2 separate regions of the Mus musculus genome follow, and region 1 is linked to region 2. A link is a loop called in an ENCODE intact Hi-C map of the cell type or tissue named here. Cell type or tissue: heart. All regions are shown on one strand. Each heading gives the region's core, and the rest is flanking DNA. Links, peaks and the distances in the headings are about the cores only.

Region 1 (11,396 bases), core at 2,164-10,163, 120 kb after region 2:
AAGTAGGGCTCAGAGAGGCAAAATTTCAAAGTGACTTTCCTTTGGCACCAGCTGAAAAGTGATAGGGCTGGAACTGGAGCCAGGCTGCCCTAGTCAGTAGGTGACATACTGGCTAAGAGTGGGGTTGCCCATGTCAGCTCTGCCCTGCCTCCTGTCCTAGATGTAAGGAGAGAGGGGTGTGTGGGCTATAGGTAGTGTCTCTTCTGAGACCGTGGCTCTCATGTTTGGCACTCAGACCACAATGATATCTTCCCTTTAGCAGACAGGTAAGGGAAGCTGGTGGGCAGGAAAGCAGAGGGGAAGGTCATCCTTCCGGTGCTCACCTGCTCCTCATTGCCCCAAAGGTGATAGAGCTGCCTGTGACGGAGCGCCAGATTGAGCGGGAGCACCTCATCCAGCTGCGGCGCTGGCAAGAGACGCGTGGTGAGCTGGAGTGCCGCTCTCTGCCCAGGATGCATGGTGCCAAAGCCATCCTGGATGCAGAGCCTGGTCCCAGGCCTGCCCTGCAACCTTCACCTTCCATCCGCCTACCGCCAGATGCAGCCCTCCTCAGCTCCAAGGCTAAGCCGCACAAGCAGGCCCAGAAGGAGCAGAAGCGGACAAAGACCAGTGCGCAACTGGACAAGTCCCCAGGCCTCAGTCAAGCCACAGTGGTGACTGCTGCAGGAGATGCATGTCCTCCTCAGGGTGTGTCCCCAAAGGACCCGGTCCCCCAGGACCCTACTCCTCAGAACTTAGCCTGCCACCATTCCCAGGAGAGCCTGACCTCCCAGGAGAGTGAGGACACCTACTTGTAACCCCGGGAGCTCAGGCCTCCGCGGGGGTCTTCTCACGTCTTACACGGTTCAAAGACTGACAACACTCCAGGTCCTCTGCGCCTGAGGAGCCAACTGCTTGGCCCGTGGGCTGGGATAGGATCTGGCTGGTCCAGTACAGAGTCTGCCTGGGCCTCCTTATTTATTTTCTCTTGAGTTGAGCTGGTCCAGCCAGCACAGGCAGAAGCTGTGGCCAAAGGGGTTGGGTCTCAGCCCCATCCTTCTGGGGAGATGTTACCCAGGGGTAGGGTGCTGGCATGCGGGGAGGCGGTGGGGTACTCTTTGTGTAAAATAGATATATGGTTTTGTACGGAAATAAACAGGCTTGTGTATAGAGCTGTGTATAGTTAGGACCCAAAGGGCTATCGCCCTTCATCCCGGGAGCCCCCCTGAAACATACAGGAGCACGGAGTCCAGAGCCAATTACTGTTCTTGGCTCTTCTCTCTCGACCCATCTTTCTTCCATGTTCACCTCTACACAGAAGAGTCAGTCCAGGCTAAAGCCCACCACTGGGCAGAACAGGAAATAGTCCCCAAGGCCTTGCTCTGTGCTTCTTTATTGGGGATTGGGGGTAAGATCCTGAAGAGGTAGCTAAAGGCTCCAAGGCCAGACCTAGATGCTGACCATAGCAGGGAGTAGGGAGAAACAGACTTGGAGGAGCTTCCAGGCGTTGCCTGGGCCTAGGCTGCATTGTCCTGGTACAGCTGGGAATACTGAGTCTGGAGAGGCGAATGGTTACCTGAGGTTCAGGGCAGCTTCACATTCTCTGCCTCCTGCTTCTCAGCCCTGTGGCTCTCCACTCTGTCCACACTTGCCGTGGTGAGATGAGGAGCTCACTTAAGACCCCAGTTAACTTGTGAGCACTCACACAGTATCAGGGGCTGCCGCCAGGGCAAGGTACTGCAGGCGCCTGACACAAGCCTCCACCAAAGAAAGACAGGTGAGGGGAGAAGTGGGCCTCCTTGATAAAGCGCTACTTTCTGTTGGCTGACACGGTCCACATGCCAGGCTGGGCTTGTGTCTGACATAAGAGGAGTTCAATGTCCTCCTCCTCCAAGTGCCACATTTGCACCCAAGCCCCTCACCCAAGTGAGCAGAGGGCGGTGGAGGGTCAGGCAGGTGCTCAGCTACAACCTGATAGTTGGCGGTGAGGAGAACAGGGTGTCCCTGGGAGAGGCCCCCCTTCTGCTGAGGAAGCAGCTTTTCTAGTCAAACAATAGTGGTTGTTCCTGGCCTGAGACCAAGCTGGGCCAGACCATAGCAGGGGACAGGGAGGGAGGGACAGACTCACAGGGAGCTTTTAGGCATTGCCTGGGCCTAGCACGTGTTGTCCTGGTACAACTGGGGAGACTGAGGCTAGAAAGGCAAACGGTTACCAGAGACTCTGGGCAGCTTGCACACTCTCCACCTCCTGCCTCTCACTCCTGTGGTTTCCTACTCTGTTCACACTTGCTGTGGTGAAATGGGCTCAGCCTTTGAAAAGCACCCCCCAACCCCCTTAGTTCTCCAGGGGACAGGCCAGGATGTGACGGCTGCACACTGTTCCATGAGAATTATCTGGAGCTAGCAAAGCCAGGAACAGGACTGAGCCCAGCTTCCTTCTGCCTGTGATGCAGGGTCTGGAGCATCAAGTCCTGCGTGGGCCTGTTGGGTCTTGATCACACCCAAGGCCTGCTTTAAACTACCTTGTTTAAAGCCTCCAACCTGAAGCCGAGTGTCTGGGCCAAACAAGGGCCCTTTGGAGCATGCCCCATCCTGCCGTGAAATCAACCTGTGCTTGCTCGTTTCTGCTCAGCCTTGGGGTTTTCTTAAACCTTGATCACTGGGGTGTCTGCCAGTGCTTAGGGGCCTTCTTGGATCTGTAGCTAATTTAGATGTGTTCAGGCCAGTTGAGTTCTGCAAATGATGAGACGCTTTAAGAAAACTTCAACAGGGAGGTCTCTGGTTTGATACCCAGGGAACCTCAAATACTATGGCCTGTCCCCTCAGTGTCTGAGCCCTGGGCATTCTCACTTCAGGTACTTAGGGTTGTCCCTGGAATAAGATTCAGAATCTAGGGGTAAGGGCTGGAGAGATGGCTCAGCAGTTAAGAGCACTGACTGCTCTTCCGAAGGTCCCGAGTTCAAATCCCAGCAACCACGTGGTTCACAACCATCCGAAATGAGATCTGATACCCTCTTCTGGTGTGCCTGAAGACACAGTATACTTACATATAATAAATAAAATTTAAAAAAAGATTCAGAGTCCATAGTATGTTGCTTAGACAGGAGAGGAGGACCCTTTTTCGGTTCCTCCCCTCAGTGGGGAGCATTCTATTTCAGAAGTTGTTTGACTAAAAACTGCCACACCGGCCAGGTTTTGCTGGTCGAAACAACAACAAGATAGGGTTGCAGTACTATCAAACCAACCTTGGGCACCCCATTCTTAGGGATCTTTAGTCCTTACTGTCCTTGTCAGCTCTGCAGTCCCTGCCCCCTACCCCCGGCAATAAAAGGAAGATAGGCTCCAACTCAGCTGTTCCGCGGGTCTCCAGCCTAACCTCCCCACTCCGGAGATTTATGGACAGCTCTGGCCCCAACAGAGCTCCAGCCCGGCTTCCAGCCTTCCTACAGTCCAGACAGGGTTTTTCTGTGTAGTTCTAGCTGTCCTGGAAGTCACTCTGTAGACTAGTCTGGCCTCGAACTCACAGAGATCTGCCTGCCTCTGCCTCCCTAGTGCTGGGATTAAAGATACACACTTACCACCGCCAGGCTCTGCGTTTTAGTGGCTTTAACCATAAAGCCCACGTGCGAGCCTGGAGGATAGACAGGGAGGGGACCAGGAGCTTCCAGCACGTTCCCAAACCCAACACAGCGGGCGTCCAGCGGAAAGGGCGTGTCTGGGGCGTGTCCTTGAAGGACTCAGATGGGTGAGGGCTAGAAGAGTGGCTTTGGCAGAGTTTGAAGGCAGCCCGCAGCGCCCGGTAGGCAGGGCTCAGGAGGAGGCGTGGCCACTTCACAGTGGCTGTGGGGCGTGGCCGCCGAAGTGTGGATCCCTGGCTGGGCGGACCGGTAGCGGGCGGTGCTTCTTTAAGCCCGGCGCCACCGCATCGCCTCCTGCCTAGGTCTCGCTGGCGGCCAGGCCGGGGCTGCCGTATCTGCGATGGAACTTCACATCCTAGAGCACCGGGTGCGAGTACTGAGCATTGCCCGTCCGGGCCTCTGGCTCTACACCCACCCGCTCATCAAGCTGCTCTTCCTGCCCTGTCGCAGTCGGTGCGCACCCGGGTTCACGAGCGCAGGTCGGGCGGGTGGAGGCTCCTCTGCCCCTCTGGGCCAGGGGCGGAGGACTAGAGTCGCCGCGAAGCAGCGGGTACCGGGTGGGGACGCTAGCCACTCTGGCCATCATCCAGCCTGGGCCTTACCCTTTCTGCGACGCCGCCTATCCGGCCCGGAGGGCCCCGCTCCCAGGGCTTGTCAAGGTGCAAACTGCCTGGAGTAGGCAGTGTAGTGGGGGCATGTGTTCCTTGGCAGGCTGTAGCCCCTTTCTAGTCTCCTCACGTTAACTTTTGAGAGTTGTCCAGGGGGACCCAAAGCCTTCCACTTCTGTGGAATGGAGGGGAGATCCCAAATATGGGATCTAGACTCATTGATCCAAGGAAGAGAGTGAGGCCCGAGTGCGGGTCCGGAAGGCTCCTGGTGGGGGGTCCTTTAGTGCTGCTGGAGCAGACTTCATTTGCTGTCTCCATTCCATTCACTCTAGGCTGAAAGTCTTCCCACCCCTTCCCTCCTCCTAGGTGCAAGTTCTTCAGCCTGACTGAGACTCCGGAAGATTACACTCTCATGGTGGATGAGGAGGGCTTTAAAGGTCGGAACTGGTTCCTTGTTTGCCTCTAAGCAGTATTCTTACTAAGTTTAGGGATCCAGCTTCCCAGAGAGCTTAGACCCCAAAGGAATATAGGTCCGGGTTCAAACCTTCCATCACTCACTGAAGTACTGTGTGGGATGGAGTCGTGACCGTTTGACAAAATTTGTGAGAGTTTTATAAACGTAAAACCCACACGGAGCTGAATATGAGTCCCAGGCCAGCACAGGTGGCCATGGTGTCTCACAGTTTTAGGGGAAAATAAAGGGGTTCCTGCAGCTGTTTTACCCTGAACATTATTTCTTCTTGGACTTGTCTCCCCAGTGGAAAGCAGCCCCTCCCTTACTGGCTTGGGAAGCCTAGGCGGCTGAGAGTTAGGGAAGGAATGCAGGGGCAGGCAGCAAGCCCAGAGCAGGGTCCAGGGCCTCCTGGCTGAGTCTGAGTGAACAACAGCTACCCTGGCCCTTGTCCCTGTTCAGGACTGGGACCGGGGAAATGACTTCTGGCTTCCATGTCTGCCTGCTTGCCCCATCCTCTAAGGCCTGGAGTCTCAAGCTAGCCACCTAGAGTTTGGCTGAGCCTCCCTCCCTAAGGACTTAGATTCCCTGTTCTGTAGGGAAATCTGTCTGCAAGGGAGCTTTCCCATCAGTTGGTCACTGGGTGCCCTCTGGTGGTGCTTTGAAGCCCATGAAGTCCATTTTGCAGATAGGAAACAGACTAAATGGTGTTTGTAATCCCAGCACATAGGAGGCTGTGGCAATAAGATCAGTTTAAGTTAAATCTCAGCTTAATCTACATTGTAAAGGCGCTGTCTCAAAGCAAACAAAACGCCCCAAAACACACTTGTCTCACACAGCAAAATGGTGTAAAAAGAAAAAAGAAAAAGAAAAATCTGGGCCTTGAATCTAGTTGTGAGTTTGGAGTAGTAATGCTCACTGAGAATGCTCGCATGATGCACACCAAGGTAGAAACGATAGGAACCGGCCCTGAGCTCTGAGTCTGTCAGGAAACAGATCTGATGGGCAAGGTTTAAACAGAGAAACTGAGAGGCGGAGAGAGCTGACTAACCAGGCATGTACCTCCTGCCCACAGAGCTACCCCCATCCGAGTTCCTGCAAGTGGCTGAGGCCACATGGCTGGTGATGAACGTATCTCACAGTGGCTCCGTGGTGCAGGCTGCTGGAGTAACCAAGATTGCCCGGTCTGTCATTGCCCCGCTGGCTGAACACCATGTGTCTGTTCTGATGTTGTCCACATACCAGACAGACTTCATCCTGGTGGGTTTTGGGCAGGTGCTAATGCAGGTCATACGCAGAGGGACCTGGTGTTGCGTAATATGTGTCCTTTGCCTTGACCCAGGTACGGGAGCAGGACCTGTCTGTGGTGATCCACACACTGGCCCAGGAGTTCCAAATCTACCGTGAAGTAGGCGGGGAGCCTGTGCCCGTTACTGGAGACGATTCCAGCAATGGCTTTCCCCAGATCCAGCACGGTGAGGTCTGCCCGCCAGCACCCAGATTTAAGTGGGACCTTTTCCCACGGGAGGGCTTGTCTTTTAAAAGGGTGCAAAACACTCTCACTGTATGAGATGGGCTAGCCTTTCCTTGACCTGCCACCAGGGGTCGCCCCAGTCCAAGATAACCTTGTGGCCCCTGTCTCCTGAGCAGGGCCCAGTCCCACGGTGCATCCCATTCAGAGCCCTCAGAACCGCTTTTGTGTCCTCACACTGGACCCTGAGACACTGCCGGCTGTCGCCACCACCCTCATCGATGTCCTCTTCTACTCCCACAGGTGGGTCATGCGTGCACGTGATCTCTGCCTCCCACTACTGTTTCCTGCCCTCTGCCTTTTGTCTCATCCCTTCTGTTACTCTGTGTCATGCTCAGTGCCTTAGGGTTCTGACAGCCTGTTAGGCCTCAGCCAGAGGTGTCGGCAGAGCCACTTCCCAGCCATATACTCCCAATCCGGCTCTCCCTCTGCTCAAGGCCTCTGGCCGTTGGGGCTTATCCCTCAGGAAATCAGGGGTCTCTCACAATGAAGTAAGAGATTCAAGGGCCTTCCCAGAGCTGTCCGGCTCCTCCTCTGTGGTCTGCTCGTTAGGTAATGTTCCCTGCCATCATATCTCTTAAGTGTCCCCAAGGAAGCGGCCTCGGGCGGTCCTGAATCAACGTCCATTCCGTTCTTCGCTTTCTCCCTCATCGAGGGGTACATCTCCATTGTCATGGATGCAGAGATCCAGAGAAAGTATGTAACTCCTTCCTTAATTCTCCATAGACCACAGACCCTCAGCCAGCCTCAGGGAAGGTGGGGGAGGGGTGCCAGGTTCCGAGGTTAGCAGGACAGGCCCTATGGGTCAGGCTAGATGGGGGTGCGTGAAGTGCCTTTCCCATCACCCACTGCTTCCCCAGGTTCCCCAGTGACCTCCTGCTGACCAGTTCTTCTGGGGAGCTGTGGAGGATGGTGCGCATCGGGGGACAGCCCCTGGGCTTCGGTGAGGTCCACTCACTCCCTGGGGGGGGCGGGGAGGGCAAGCCTGTGGGTCTTCACAGCATCTAAGGTAAGCCACCCGTGTCTCCAACCCTCAGATGAATGTGGGATTGTGGCCCAGATTGCGGGTCCCCTGGCGGCTGTTGACATCTCTGCTTACTACATCAGCACATTCAACTTTGACCATGCGCTGGTGAGGACCTGGCTGGGACGGAGGTTCCAGCAAGCACACTGAGGTCCCTTGCGGGGGGAGGGGGGGGGCAGCATCACAGCTAGTTTAGGGGGTCGGGCATCCCTGGCCAGAGTTAGCCTGGCGTTTCATGCTGTACACTCCCTCCAGGTTCCTGAAGACGAGATCGGCTGTGTCATTGATATTCTCCAGCGAAGGCAGGAAAGCCAGGCTTCCAAGGACCCATAGGGAAGCACCAGACCCCCAGCATTCCCGTAAAGCCCCCCGGGGCTCCAGAAACTTTTCTGAGCTTCAGAACAAGTCCCTGGTCCTGCCAAGGGATCCTGGTTCTGCTGTCTGTCTGTCAGCTGTATGGAGCTGGGACTCGTGGCCATGCCTGGTTCTGCTGTCTGTCTGTCAGCTGTATGGAGCTGGGACTCGTGGCCATGCCTGCCCACAAAAGATACCTTGGTGCTTGGGGCTTAGATCCCCGACCCAACATTTTCTATGTGACCTCAGCAATGCACAGAGCCTGCTTGCCTGCAGCTGGAGCCGCCTCTCCCCTGGCTAAGGCTCACATCCCCGGGCCGGGCTCTGACCTCCAGCCTGCACTGCTTTCCTAGCCAGATGAGTTCAGCAGTGCACTCCCTTCGCGGGACTCCGAAGGAAGAATTAAATCTCACTTTTATTTTCATGACTGTTTATATAAATAAAAGACTTGCGGATTTGTGCCCTCTGGTTCTGAGTGACAGCTGGCGTCATGTCTTGGTCTCTCCCAGACTTGTCCCCCCGTCCTTGGCTTTTCAAGCAGTTTATGTATGTGACAAATGAGGAACTGAAGCCTCCAGCACATTTGTGACTAAGTCATGTGGTTCATCTCTAAAGTAGAGCGTCTCTTAATTCGTAGTTACTTACAGAACAACCTAGAGAGTTCCCCACACTGGGAGAAATTCCCCTGTCCCTCTTACCTAAGAGTCCCCTGGCTGGATCCTGGAGAACCTATCCAGGAGGTCTCAAAGCACCTTTCTCCAAGGCTGCTGTCTGCAACCCACGGGCCTTGCCTGAATGCTTATGCCCCTCTTACGGAGAAGTCACACACTTTATGACACTTGGAATAGTGGCCAGCCAGGCCTTTTGGGGTTTTTTTGTTTTTTTGTTTTTTTTTTGAGACAGGGTTTCTCTGTGTAGCCCTGGCTGTCCTGGAACTCACTTTGTAGACCAGGCTGGCCTCCAACTCAGAAATCCGCCTGCCTCTGCCTCCCAAGTGCTGGGATTAAAGGCATGTGCCACCACGCCCGGCTTTTAATGGATTACTTTTTTTTTGGTTTTGGTTTTGGTTTTTTGGTTTTTCAAGACAGGGTTTCTCTGTATAGCCCTGGCTGTCCTGGAACTCATTATGTAGACCAGGCTGGCCTCGAACTCAGAAATCCAACTGCCTCTGCCTCCCAAGTGCTGGGATTAAAGGCGTATGCCACCACGCCCAGCATAAATCTTTTTTTTTTTTTTTTTTTTTTTTGAGACAAGGGTTTCTCTGTGTAGCTCTGGCTGTCCTGGAACTCACTTTGTAGAGCAGGCTGGCCTTGAACTCAGAAATCCGCCTGCCTTTGCCTCCCAAGTGCTAGGATTAAAGGCGTGCACCACCACTGCCCCAGCCAGGCCTTTTGCTGCTGAGGTGCAGGGCTATTCGGGCAGACGGGACCCTAGAACCCGATGGAGTCCTCCTTATCCTCTATTGCTATGTACCTGGGCACATCTGGGCCTGGATTTTTCTGTCATGGGGCCTCCCACTCAGTAAGATCAGGACTCCATTGCAGGGGCCAGGGCTGCACACATGCCCTGGGAGGTTATCAGGGACCTTCAGCTCAGCCCCGCCCATGCTCGGGGGGGGGGGGGGGGGGGGGAAGAAGGGTGTGACTTCTGTGTACCCAGGTCATGGTGAGTCCCTAGAAAAGCAACCACACAGGCAGTCTTCTGGCAGGATGCCCACCTGGCTCAGAGGACCCCCTCCCCCAAGGCTAGAGCCTCAGGTTGCAGATCAGATGAGCCTAGAGCACAGCCCGGCATGGTGAGTGCGTGGTGAGAGGCCTCAGTTTCCCCATGTGCAGGAATCAATTCCTTCCGGGACCCTGGGAGGGAGTATTTCTTTGGAGTTTGTCTGTGGTTGGGAGTGGGATGGAGAAGTCCTGTCTCCTGTAATAGGGAAATAGTGTAAGCAGGCTTGGGGGTGGGCAGCCTGCACTGGAGGTGGGCCAGGACTTCCAGGGCTGCTCAGCAGGAGGCAGGAGCAGGAGGTGGATTTGTCTGTTGCTAGCACTGCTGCATAGCACACGGAAAGCTGCTTCTCTCACTGACCTCCGCTCTGGCCTCTGGGGAAGAAGGGCTGTTAAGATGATGAGCTGTTGATTCACACATGATAGTCTTGTCCTCATTTTGCATAGGGGGAAATGAAGCCCAGAGAGTGACTTGTTTAAGGTCACCACACAGGGATAACAAAGTAGAAAACAAAATAGAATTCTAGAAGGGTCTGGGCTGAGAGGGAGGGAGGGAGGGAGGGAGAGAGAGAGAGAGAGAGAGAGAGAGAGAGAGAGAGAGAGAGAGAGAGAAACTGACTTTAAGCTGAGCCCTGTAGGGTGGGTAAGATTTTGCAAGACCCCTTGTAATCCCAGCTGTCTGCATTGGTGGCTGGGTGTCTGCTGCTGGTGACCGTAATTGTGTGGGCAGGCACGAGAGGTCTGGCCCTGTCTCCTCTCTGACCCTGGGCTGGACAGAGTGGAGATATTGAGCAATGACCCCTGTCTGTGTCACTTTCCCAAGAGGATCATGGTGTTGGGGTTCTGAGCCATGAGTACCAGTTCTAGGGGTGTCCAGAACTTCTTTTTAGGGGGTTAGTTGTGGCATCATGTAGATGTGGGTGCTGTGTGTATGTGTGTATGTATGTGCAAGTGTGTGAGTATGTGTGTGAGTGTATGTGTGTTTGTGTGGGCACTTGTGTGAGTGTGTGTATGTGAGTGCATGAGTATGAGTGTAGATGTGAGTGTATGTATGTGTGAGTGTGTGTATATGTGAGTGTGTAAGTGTATGTGTGAGTGTGTGTGAGAGAGAGACTGTGTGTGTGTGAGTGTGTGTGTGTGTGTGTGTGTGTGTGTGTGTGTGTGCTGGGGATCTCTTTGGTGCTTACATGATAACGTGCCCTCTGCCCCTATTGCTTTTCTCCAGAACCCTGTATCCCATGGAAGTGCTGGCCTGTGGCTCTCCTGCTGCTCCAGCTCTCCTTGTTGCCGCCATCTCCCCCACTGTCTCCTTTCCTGCTGCCCCAAAGCAAGCGCTTTCTACCTAGACCCGAAAATGCCACCCACTTTCCAGTCCCTCCCTCCCCCATTGCCTCACAGCACTTTCTGGGTGTTCTTCTTCCTGGTCTCCTGGGACCAGTGCCTCAGTTTCCCTGTCCTATCACTGCACCTGTGAGTTGTCCCCCACATGTCTCCTGTGGAGCACGGCCCCACAGCTGAATTCCTTCTCCTTAGGAAGATGAGGTGGGGGCTCCCACTTATGCATACAACCTTGGAGAACCTCTTGACTTTCCTGAGGTGTCTGAGTGTCTCCCTCCCTCTCTCCTGCATCTTTCCTTCTCCCTCCACCCTTCTTCTCTTCCCAGGGCCTCTCCCTTGCTGAGCTTCCCCAACCTTGCTGTGATCTGAAGCTCTTCCTTAGTTTCCTTCTTGGTGTGTGTGTGCTTGCATGAACATGGGAGTATGTGTGTGTGGTGTGCTTGCATGAACATGGGAGTATGTGTGTGTGCTTGCATGAACATGGGAGTGTGTGGGTGTGCTTGCATGAACATGGGAGTGTGTGGGTGTGCTTGCATGAACATGGGAGTGTGTGTGTGTGCTTGCATGAACATGGGAGTATGTGTGTGTGGTGTGCTTGCATGAACATGGGAGTATGTGTGTGTGCTTGCATGAACATGGGAGAATGTGTGTGTGGTGTGCTTGCATGAACATGGGAGTATGTGTGTGTGCTTGCATGAACATGGGAGTATGTGTGTGTGTGCTTGCATGAACATGGGAGTATGTGTGTGTGC
Region 2 (11,396 bases), core at 1,682-9,681:
GAGTGCTACAGAAGGCAGAGCTGGAGAAGTGACCCAAGTCCTTTGGAGCTCAGATCATGTGTGGATCCCAGACACTGAAACAAGAAGCTGTAAAGTTGAAGTTGCCTTGGAGACCCTAAAATGTTAGAGATGCCAGAGCCATGGGACACCTGTCAAGAAAAGCTGCTAACAGGGAGTGGAACCAGCCCAAGAAAAAGAAGTGTATTGCGATCATCAAAGCTGAAAGGAGTTGGACATCAGACATGGAGATGCAGACCTTGGAGTCTGTCTAGCTGGGTTTTTATCTTGGTTTGGTCCAGTATTTCCCCACTGTGACATAATGTGTATTCTGTACCATGATATGTTGGAAGTATGTGATCTTCTTTTTTATTTTGATTTTCTAGATTAGAGTTAAGTAAGTGATTACATGAGTCTTGGAAGAGACTTTGAACTTTGGACTTTAAAACAATGTTGAGACTGTGACAGACTATGGGACTTTTGAAGTTGGACTAAAAATATGTTGCATTATGCTATGGCAAGGTATGGCCCCCATAGGCTCATGTGTTTGAGCAAGTCTTTGGAGACCAGGAAGTGGAATGTGGTGGTTTGAATACACTTGGCCCATAGAGAGTGGTACTGTTAGGAGGTGTGTCCTTGTAGGAGGAAGTGTGTCACTGTGGGGATGGGCTTTGGAGGTTTCCTCCTATGCTCAGACTCCACCCATTGTGGAACAGTCAGTCTTCTGGCTACCTTTAGGTCAAGATGTAGAACTCTCAGCTCCTTCTCCAGCACCATGTCTACCTGCATGCTATTATGCTTCCTGCTATGAAAATGGACTAAATTTTTGAAACTGTAAGCCAGTCTGAATGTTTGCCTTTATAAGAGTTGCCTTGGTCATGGTGTCTGTTCAAAGCGATGAAACTCTAAGTCACCACCCCACCCACAACACAAACACCTCCCACTTCTCTCCACCTAGACCTTCATTTCTGACTCCTTTTTTCCCTTTTTCTTTTCCTTGGATCTGATATTGCTCTTGAACAGGCTTGAACACATCCCTCCCTTGTTCTCCCCATAGCCCTTCCTGCAGAGCCAGGAGACCAGCCCACTTCTCCCTCAGTTTACCTGTTCCAGAGGAAGCACTGTGCTGTGGTCGCAACCCTGCTTATCCCCAGGAAGAGGAAATGAAAAGGAGATGCCATTTTTGAAAGTTTTATTAGGTTAGCACTTGGGTTGTGATTGTCCTGCCTCTCACCAGGCCCAGCAGCTCCTGCAACAGGAACAGGCTGGCCAGAGACTCTGCCCTGAGTGTCCCAAATACTGTACCTCTGTATCTTTCCCTAAGTCGCTCAGCCACACTACCACAAAGTGACTTAGAATAGCCAGAAGACTGGCTCTCACTTGTCACATGATCTCAGTATTCCCTGCCCTCTCTGGGCCTTAGTATTCTTCTCTTCCATGGGAGGAACTAACTTTTCCATCAGAAGGTGGGCCCGGGGCTAAGAGGAACTTTAGTGAACAGAGCACTTGCTGCTCTTGCAGAAGAACCAGATTCAGTTCTCAGCACCCGCATGGGGGTTCACAAGCATCCCTAACTCCAGTCCCAGAGGGGTCTAATCACCTCTTTTAACCTCTAAGGGTTCTGCACATACATACAGACATGCAAGTAAAACACTTATACACATAAAATAAATACTTTTAAAAAAAGATTTCAAAAGACAGGCCCAGCCAGAGTTCGTTCCCACTCAGCACAACCGTGGCCACTGAGGCAGACAGAATTGGGTCCCACCTCAGAACTCACTGCCACTACTCCTCGGGGCCTTCATCTCTAAGCTCCCATCAATGTGAACCCACCCAGATGGCAGTGCCATGGACCCCAAACAGCCACGTATCCACATTCTTTGATGTGAGTGGGCCGACCCCAGGCAAGGCACAGGGCAGGGTCAGGGGGTGCTGGGCTTCTCCACTGACGGGTACAGCTTGCGCAGGCTAGAGTCCAGGAGGAAGTCCACTGACCTACAGAGAGAGAAGGCCTGGTGAGCAGGTAGCCAAGGATGAGGAGATGCAGGAAACACAAGGGCTAGGGGAAAGACTCTCGATGCATGGTACCAACAGCAACCATGTCAAGATACATTCGATTATTCTCTTCCCTTAAGGAAGTCATGCTTACACCCCTCCCCCCAAGGATAACAGCCATATTCCTTTTTTTTCTACAGCTGGAGAAATTGAGGCACAGTGGGTAAAGGACTCACCATGAGGTTCAGGGTAAGCTATGCTCCCCTCCAGCCTACCCCTGCCACCACTGAGGTGCTCCCACCCCCTCTCTTTCTCTCTCTTAGATTTTTTAAAAAATAATTTCTGTAGCTGAGCAGTGGTGGCACACACCTTTAATCCCAGCACTTGGAAAGCAGAGGCAGGTGGCAGGTGAATCTCTGAGTTTGAGGCCAGCCTGGTCTACAGAGTGAGTTCTAGGACAGCAGGGCTACACAGAGAATCCTATCTCAAAAGAACAAAACAGGGGCTGGAGAGATGGCTCAGTGGTTAAGAGCACTGACTGCTCTTCCAAAGTTCCTGAGTTCAAATCCCAGCAACCACATGGTGGCTCACAACCATCTATAATGAAATCTGACGCCCTCTTCTGGAGTGTCTGAAGACAGCTACAGTGTACTTACATATAATAATAAATAAATCTTTTTTTTTTAATTCTGTATTTTTTATGTATATGCATGTTGTGCCTGCATAAACACCTGCATGCAAGAAGAGAGCATCAGACCCCATTACAGATGGTTGTAAGCCGTGGTGTCTTTTCTGAGAATTGAACTCGGGATTTCTGGAAGAGCAGACAGTGCTGTATCCACTGAGCGTTCCCTCCAGTCTGGTCCTACCTCTAGTGCTAAAAGCAAGCACACAACACAGGGTTGGCTACTCAGAAGGACAACTGCTCATACATGGGCCCCTCATCTGAGGGAGCCAATGAGAATCTTCCTTGGCATCTTGGCTATCACTACGGAGAAGTTTTAATGGGGTGTAAGATGTTGTAAGGGACAGGACACCATGAGTCACTGGGACATGGCAGGAGAGTGAAACCCACAAGGACGGGACGGGGAGAGATGCTGAAGGATGGATGAAGGTTGGGAAGATGAAGGATGCTGTGTGGCAGTAGCGCTCAGATGCTTGGATCCAGCCGTGCGGAAAACATCCTAAGACTTTTATTTTGTATTTACCTTGCAAACTAAGTTTGACTCATGCCGATATCAGCTCCCTTCAATCCAGCACTCCTGGCTAACTCTGGCTATTTTGCAGCACTGGTCTTTATTTCTGTGAATTTACTTGACCTTTGTCCAGTACCCATAAGGCACTCTGCTTCCTTTTCTGCCGCTCTGCCGCTCTAGCTGATAAGAGCACAGATGGCCTCTCTACTTCAACCCTGCCTCTGCTGCCCCGGTTTTGTGCCCACAGTTCACAGCCTAACTCTACCTGCAGAGTGACTGGTCCCTGAGACCAGAAAGGCCCCTACCTGTCGATGGGGTGGATTATGACGGGGATGGCCAGCAGTCCAAGTGTGGTGGTGGTCCATTTGCGGACAGTCGGGGGCCAGTGGGTCATAGTACCCAAGACATAGAGAGAGGCAGCACACAGACGGTTGATGGTGAAGCCTGGGATAGCCACAGAGGCCAGAGACTGCCACACAAAGGTGTCGACCACAGCCAGGGCCATTCTGGTGTTGCGGCCTGCTTCAGGGCTTGGCACCTGAAAGGTACAAAGACATTTAGCCCAGCTGGGGCAGAGGTAGGAAACCTATAGACAGAAGCATGCCGGTGGACCAAGGAGGAAGAACATGCGGAGGTAGTAGGGTAGAAGGCAGCTGGGTGGAGGACTGGGCTGTACTACATTCAGGGTTGGGGGTGATTTGCCCACATCCAGGAGAGGTACCAACTGTCACCTCCTACCCAAATGGTTTGGTCGGGTGGGGATGAACAATCCTACAAACAAGATTAGCTTATGGACTGCACTATGAGACGCTAACGGGGATAGGGCTGTCCCCACTGCAAGACTGCATACCACCCACACTAGGATGGGTTGGAAAGGGTTAATTAACACTCACCTCTCCTGCCTTCTTGCCTTTGTCTATGGCATCGGCCAGGACATAGGAGCTGGACACACCATAGCTCAACCACACCACAGCTGCAGGAACCAGCGAGCGGAAAGCCTCCCCCACCTCATTGGCGTAGCCTGGAGGGAAAAGGCATTTAACTCTCTGGCCCTTTCCACAAGGGGGCGCTACACAGAAAGCTGCTTCTAACCCTAACCTCTTAAACTACAGTGCGGCAGGTGACCTCAGTCAAGTAACTTTACCTTTTGGTTTCTAGGCCCGCGGACTGACACCGACAATGAAGTTCATGGCTCACTGATCAAAGTCCCCAGCCGTGGTTCTGGGGATCTGCACCAGGGAGGCGACCGGAGGCCACCGAATCACTGAGGGTGGGCTCCACTGACCAGTATCAAGTGCCAGGTCTTTTAAGGCCTTACCTCAGCCCGCTCTTACAGTCAGCACCCGACAGGAGTGCCTCGCATTCAGCCCTTTTTACAGAAGAGAAAACTGAAGCTTAGGAAGAGCCTGGGAAAGGCAGACTTGCTAGGAGTCCAGATCCTCTGACGCCATGGCTAGTGCACGGTCATGGCAGAGGGCAACCCACACACTCGGTTTGTGCCTCCAGAAGAGCCCCGTGGACAGATCTGAACCAACAGGGTTGTGTGACCTTGGACAAGTCCCTAGCCTTCTCCTGAGCCCTGTCTCCAGGCCAAGCCGAATAAGAACTAAGCCCCTTTTCAGACTCCAGATCGGCAACCCGGTCCATTGCTTCCCCCCCCCCCCCGCCCCCAGCCCCTCCGGAGTGGTGGGGTCGCTGCGTCTGTCACTCCCACGCTCACCCAGGTAGCGCACCCACGTGTCCCGGTAGAGGTCGCGCTCGGCGCCCTGCCGCTGCTGCTCCGACATGACTTCCCCGGCAAGGTTGGAGTCGCTGCAGATTAGAGTCTCACCACAACTGTGTCTCCACTAGCACTTGGCTAACACCAGGCAAGAACCCGCCAGTAGTCCGAGGCTGAAGGACGGGTCCCGCTATCGCTAACGCCACTGCAGGGAGTGTCTGAAAATTGCCTTATACAACATCCAAGCCCCTCTCCTAGGCTTGGGTTTTGCAGACAGATGGTCTTGTTTTCTCTGAGCAGTTAATGCAAAACTCTCCCAGACATGACTAGTTTTTGGAGTTAAATAGGTCAGAGTTCCAATCGGAGAATGGAATCTTCTTAGGTGTGCGGCTTCTAGGAAAGGTGTATTTCTCTGAGCCGCGGTTCGTGTGTAAATGGGAGGCGTGCCAACATTCACTGCCTTAGACAGTCGCAAGGACTAATTAATTATAACAGTCATCATGTGTCCAGTAGACTCAAGTTTGCTTCCTTAAGCTCTGGCACTAGCGTAGGGTCCTACTTTACAGTAGGGAAATAGAGACACAAAGAGGACAGCCACTCTCCTGACTCATGCAACTGTTAAAATGGAAAAGGGAGCTAGGGAGTTATTACAAGGGGCAAAAGCACTCTGAATCCTCTGGGATTTCAGAGGGGCAATGCTATGGCCCCTAGAGACAAATCCTACTTGGGCCGCCTAGTAGATGTAAGCCACTTACACACACACACACACACACACCGCCCCTCCCCCCACTCCCCACCCCGGTCCCAACGACCACGTCTGTAAAGCAAAATGGGTGAGAATGGAGAGATGGCTCAGTGGTTAAGAGCGCTTACAGCTCTTCCAGAGGGCCGGAGTTCCAGTCCCAGCATCTACACGGGTGTCTCACAGCCATCTGTAACTCCATCTCGGGGGAATCTGACACTTCTGGTTTCCACAGGCAGCACCCACCTCCCCCAAACACACACACCTATACATTCACACATGAGACACACAGATAAATTCAAATAAATATGGCCTTAAATCTCTTATAAGCCAGGCATGGTGTTGCATGCTTTCATCTCAGAATGTAGGAGGCAGAAACAGGTAGTATTATGTGCGTTCGAGACCAGCCCTGTCTACACAGGGAGTTTCAGGCCTGGTTGGAGGCTACACAGTACAAAAAATATCCAGCTAGGTAAGAACAGGGTCTTATCTAGCTTTGCACAGTTCTTTTAGCTTTTTTAGATCCGAAAGGTGTATACCGACTCCCTTCGGAAGCCAGTGTTTTCAGCCCGTGTCTTCTTGAAACTTGTGGGTCACCGGGGACTGAGCCCGGCGCGGGTGGGAAGGTAGAGTGCTGGAGCGGAATTAGGAGACGGTCCCTAAAGCCACGTGACGCTAACCCTCGGCCTCCCTCCCATTTAGTACCCGCTGCGCCGGTCACCGCGGGAGAACCGCCCAACCCGTCTGGAACCACCGAATGGGGCGGGGCCTCCGCCCTCACCGTGAAGGCTCTCGGGAGCATCCGAATGCCTTGAACAAAGATGGCGGACGACGCTCACCGGCTGAACCAATCGGAAGGCAACTTGTTAGGACTTCGGAGAACGTTGTCGCGAGAGGAGAGGAAAGGGACGTTACTGTCTCTCTGTGCGTGCCTGTGTCCGAGTGTCGTGAGAGTAGAGGGGAAAGGAACAGAACATGTGTGTGTGTGTGTGTAATTTTAGCCTGCTACTTGGCATCTGAAAATTTGGGGTCTAATGTAAGAGACCGCTAGGAAGCCGGCGATGGGCAATGAATTCTGCTCTTTGCTTTGAAAATTGATCACTTTATTCATTGGTTAATGTACCTAACAGCATTGTAAACCAAGGCCAGGCTGTGCCCCTGAGATGTGTGACTAGATCCTGGGTAGCCTCGGCCCTCTCTGCTTGCCATCCCTGCACCTGCCCAGAGCTCCCTCCGCTTCCTGAGACGAGGCTGGGCCAACGCCTCGTTCAGAGGAAAAGGCAGACCCCGCAAGGGCCTGGGGCATCCTTCCTGAATTCTGGGCAGCCTGTAACCTGGCTCTCAAGTTGTGTGGGGTCAAGAGCTTTTTATTGCAAGGTCACCTGTGCCTGGCCCCCCTCTTTACCCTGGCTCAAATGTTTGCCCAGCTATGGCTACCTTCCCGGGAAACCGCCCACCCTGGCTACCTGCATCCCCAGGCAAGAGGAAGCCACTGCTGCTATTACACGCCTCCACAGAGAAGGGCCCACCAAGCCCTTGCTCCTGTCAGGAGACTGGTTCTCAGGCACTGTGGGAGACTGGACTGGGAAGTGCACTCAGTGCTGTCTCAGCCCCAATTGTCATCTTTGTGTAGGGCTGCTCAAGCGGAGGGTTACTTAGTGAGAGGCTTGGGGCCCACCCACCGCCTCCTTGGTCCTTTCCTATCTATGATCCCTGAAATTAATTACCCTTGTGCTTGTGGAGGGTTTAAACAGGCAGCCAGTGGAACCCAGGAGTTAATGAGGTTCTGGGGGGGGGGGCTGTTAGCCTTCCTTCCAGTGCTGACTTGGGTTACTCCTGAGATTGGGGGGGGGGGGGGACGAGAGACTCAAGGCTTATGACAAAAAGTTTCAAAGAGCTTTGGATACCCATCACATCTAGTGGCCTGCTACCTTGCAACCATCATTACAATCATGGAGGTTTGGTCCATGTTCATTTAGGAGCAAGTTTCTCCCCAGCAGCTGGCTTCCCTGAGTATGACATCCAATCGCTTCACTTCTTTCTAAGTTCTTCCCTGCCACCATCCTGTGTACCCTTCCCTCCCTGTCTCAGCTGTTCCTGGGCAGGTGAAGTTGGCAAAGTCTACAGGGTAGACATCATTACAGCCGGTCCCTGGAGACCCCTTAGTATTCTGACGACGAGGACCCATCTAGCTATTTATCCTCATTCTGATTCTGAACAGGAGCTCCGTCCAGTCTGAAGTCTTCCCTCCAGCCCAGTTTCTTTGGGCTAATTGGTTGCAGGAAAATGACTAAAGAAACTGACAGGAAGACATTGGGGGGGCCAGGCCTGCTGCAGGGGCGAGGTGTTATTTGGGGGTGTCTGCCCCCTGCTGGTTCATCTTCTCTTCGGCTGCTTTGTCTGGAAGCAGGACCTCCACGGTGAAACTGACTTTCTTGGCATGGATGAAGCTGTAGGTGTTGTCGAACCGCAGAACATCTGAGGAAGCAGAAAACCAAGCATTCAGGCAGTTCCCCCCAGAGGTAGAGGGTGGTGAAGGGACTGGTTTGTACTGACTGAGCAAGGTGGTGTGGTAGGAGATGGAGGCGAAAGTGGTGTAACAGCCCTTGGTCCCCTGGAACTCAGTCTGGATGAGTGTGTTCAGAAAGTGAAAACTGGTGTGAAAATGCAGAACAGGCCAAGTGAGACGCGGGACAGAGACTCACATCTGTAACAGCTTGGAAGGAAAAGGTCTCCAAGGCCAAAGTCATGGCTTTGTTACACAGGCAGAATAATGTTGGCAGCCTCAGTGCTTGTGAGGATACAGTCTATGTGTGAAACCATGGGTTTGTAGTCTATATGTGTGATCCCGTTCTTCCTCACAACTCTGAAGTCAGCAACAGTCCGACTTTAGCTCAGCTCCAAGGGTTCTAGGGCACACGGTGAGCCACAGTGGGGTTGGGCTTCCTTCTGGTTTGCATTCCTGACTGTAGTACTGTCTCGTTTGGACCCTGGGAACCCCAGCCCGTTCTGCTTCCCTGCAGACTGTATGAATCAGCTGCTTACCCTCTGGGAAGATTGACGGGACCAGGATGCTCGCTGCACGCCTGCCCATAATGACAAAAGGATGGGCTGGTCACAGAAGGAAAATTGCCCAAGGGATTTGTGCTGTAATCCATATAGGGAAACACTTTTCTGACATAAAAAGAAAGAGCTTTAGCTGGGCATGGTGGTACCCCTGTAATCCCAACACAGGAAGGTAAGGGTCAGAAGTTCAAGGGCAGCCTGTACTATATATACACTGTTTGAGTCCAGACTGGCCATATAGACAAAGGACAGGGTGTTGGGAGGAATGTCTAAGATACATGCAGAGGCTATGATAAGTGTAGAACAATTTGTAACATTTTTGTTAATTTCTGTGTAAAACCAAAACGTTTTGGCCTTTTTGTTTGTCTACACTCAGAGATCTCTGATCCTAGCACCCAGGAGTAACTCCACAGCCCTTTTGAAGGGAAGGTTTTCTCACATCCTGTGGTGAATGTGTCTGAGCAAGCACTTGCCAGGCTTGTTATGGAAATGTGTCTCTGAAGGGACAGACACCCTTTGGTAGGCTGGCAGGTGAGAAGGCTGTTAGCTGTGCTTTCCTCTGGGAAGAGGGTGGACTCAGTTGGCAGAGACAGCTTCTAAGCCCTGGCAGTTGAACAGGCTTGCTTTCATTCTCAGCCTGTCTCTTTGCAAGCTTGTTCCATTTCACTCAAATGCCCCTTCAAGACAGCTAAACACAGAACAAAAGCAGCAGGGCCTCCCTTCTGGGCCGCTTTCTGGCTTTCTTGACGTCTTCCCCTCTTCTCACCCCTGGATAGATTGCATGAGGCGGGTAGTTAGCACAGCACCTACAGACTCCTAGTCCCTCGTCTCTGCAAGGGGCCCTGCAGATGCCCTACTCTTTCCTCTTGGTTCTGATGACAGCCTTGGCAACCCAAGTTCACTGTACTGTGATCTCCTTAGACCAGCACTGAGATGCAAGGGCCTTACAGCAGGCACAGAGGAAGGGGCTGTCACTGCCACTCCAGCATCCGAATGTCTCAGTGTGACACTAGTCATGTACTCACAGGCTCATGGAGACCCAAGGGAAAGATGCTGTTCCTTAGGGACGCAGAACAAAAGGTATCCTCTTGCCCTCCCATGTTTGTAGTGGAAAATGTCTAAATTACAGGTCTAGAGCCAGAGGTTTGGGTTAGAGCTCTTGCCTAGCATGCAGGGAGCTCTGGGTTGAGTTCCTGCTGCTTCATAATTACTCTATTCACATTGGCTTCCTTTTGTTTTCCTTATATTCCAGATAGAGTATTGATTTTAAAGCTGTATGTAGGGGGCTGGGGAGATGGCTTAGCGGTTAAGAGCACTGACTGTTCTTCCGAAGGTCCTGAGTTCAAATCCCAGCAACCACATGGTGGCTCACAACCATCTGTAATGAGATCTGGCGCCCTCTTCTGGAGTGTCTGAAGACAGCTACAGTGTACTTAAAGCATACAATAAATAAATCTTTAAATTAAAAAAAAGTTGTATGTAGGTGTGTTACATTATCTCTGAGTTTCATTTCAGAATAGTAATGGGGACAGTAGACACTGTAGGAAGGAAATGTTGGTTCTTGGATTCAGAACTACTTCTCTGGGGTTACCTGGCCCTCAGAAGCACGGCCCTCCCACCTAATCCATGGTCTCTACAACCTTGCCTCCAAATGACACCCGGTCCTACCTCTCCTCCCATGCTGCCTTTCCATCTGGGAAGGGGAACTTTATGCTGTGGCCTGACTCTGCTCCTCCATCAAATAAGCAGACCCCAGGCAGGTAAGCGATCTTGCAGGGAACAGATCCAAGGAGGAGGAAAGTCAGCAAATAAGCAGACCCCAGGCAGGTAAGCGATCTTGCAGGGAACAGATCCAAGGAGGAGGAAAGTCAGCAAATAAGCAGACCCCAGGCAGGTAAGCGATCTTGCAGGGAACAGATCCAAGGAGGAGGAAAGTCAGCAAATAAGCAGACCCCAGGCAGGTAAGCGATCTTGCAGGGAACAGATCCAAGGAGGAGGAAAGTCAGCAAATAAGCAGACCCCAGGCAGGTAAGCAATCTTGCAGGGAACAGATCCAAGGAGGAGGAAAGTCAGCAAATAAGCAGACCCCAGGCAGGTAAGCAATCTTGCAGGGAACAGATCCAAGGAGGAGTAAAGTCAGCAAATAAGCAGACCCCAGGCAGGTAAGCGATCTTGCAGGGAACAGATCCAAGGAGGAGTAAAGTAAATTGAGGATTTGCAGTTCCATCCTGGTTGTATTGAAAGCTGTTTATCCTTCAGATACGAGAGAGAAGCAACTGAGTTGGAGCCCTCCAGCCCCTCCATGGCCTTTGGGGAAGCACTTCCTTGATCTGAGACTCTTATCACATCAAGGATAAATGTCTTGTTTCTTGGACGGTCTGTGGCTAGGAGCCTCTAGTATCCTCTCTTAGTGTCTACACTAGTAACATAATGTGTAAGAGAGCATCTCTTGTCTATCTCTACCATAGCTTCTTCATCTCTTAAAAATTTATTTTAATTTATGAGTGTCTGTCCTCATGCACATTAGAAGAGGGCATCAGATCCCATTACAGATGGTTGGGAACCACCATGTGGGTCCTGGGAATTGAACTTGGGACCTCAGGAAGGTCTCTTATCTGCTGAGTGGCGTCTCCAGCCTTGAGCTTCCTCGTCTTTTAAAGAAAAGTAAACCTCCAGTGTA

What was found. Hi-C counts contacts between places; a loop is a spot of excess contacts. Peaks named below come from ENCODE experiments on the same cell type or tissue, not always from the same donor. Only the 100,000 strongest peaks of a DNase experiment are listed, where the experiment ranks them.
Region 1: a loop joins it to region 2, with 11 times the contacts of the local background. A loop is called at or near these places in 2 of 42 quality-filtered maps.

Annotation. Positions count from the first base shown.
Region 1 is chr11:4,214,357-4,225,752 of GRCm38, forward strand. It overlaps Castor1 (cytosolic arginine sensor for mTORC1 subunit 1), which reads left to right and starts at 3,869. Exons shown (of 9, transcript NM_028022.2): 1 at 3,869-4,070; 2 at 4,592-4,662; 3 at 5,752-5,936; 4 at 6,019-6,151; 5 at 6,327-6,450; 6 at 6,790-6,903; 7 at 7,068-7,150; 8 at 7,245-7,339; 9 at 7,487-8,053. The coding sequence starts at 3,958. The coding sequence ends at 7,564. It overlaps Tbc1d10a (TBC1 domain family, member 10a), which reads left to right. Exons shown (of 9, transcript NM_134023.1): 9 at 345-1,149. The coding sequence ends at 797. In heart, for the core only: CTCF peaks have their summits at 3,591, 5,322 (motif pointing left) and 6,276 (motif pointing right); DNase peaks (open chromatin) are centred at 2,355, 3,785, 5,165, 6,275 and 3 weaker places; H3K4me3 peaks cover 2,448 bases; H3K27ac peaks cover 2,195 bases; H3K27me3 peaks cover 1,894 bases.
Region 2 is chr11:4,090,308-4,101,703 of GRCm38, forward strand. It overlaps Mtfp1 (mitochondrial fission process 1), which reads right to left and starts at 5,124. Exons shown (of 4, transcript NM_026443.4): 1 at 4,909-5,124; 2 at 4,082-4,209; 3 at 3,494-3,726; 4 at 1,174-1,992. The coding sequence starts at 4,975. The coding sequence ends at 1,920. It overlaps Sec14l2 (SEC14-like lipid binding 2), which reads right to left. Exons shown (of 12, transcript NM_144520.2): 12 at 6,732-8,128. The coding sequence ends at 7,998. It overlaps Gm51935 (a long non-coding RNA gene), which reads left to right. Exons shown (of 3, transcript XR_003949843.1): 2 at 2,193-2,241; 3 at 4,347-4,435. In heart, for the core only: CTCF peaks have their summits at 4,251 (motif pointing right) and 8,034 (motif pointing left); DNase peaks (open chromatin) are centred at 5,024, 5,784, 6,424, 7,014 and 2 weaker places; H3K4me3 peaks cover 3,446 bases; H3K27ac peaks cover 4,043 bases.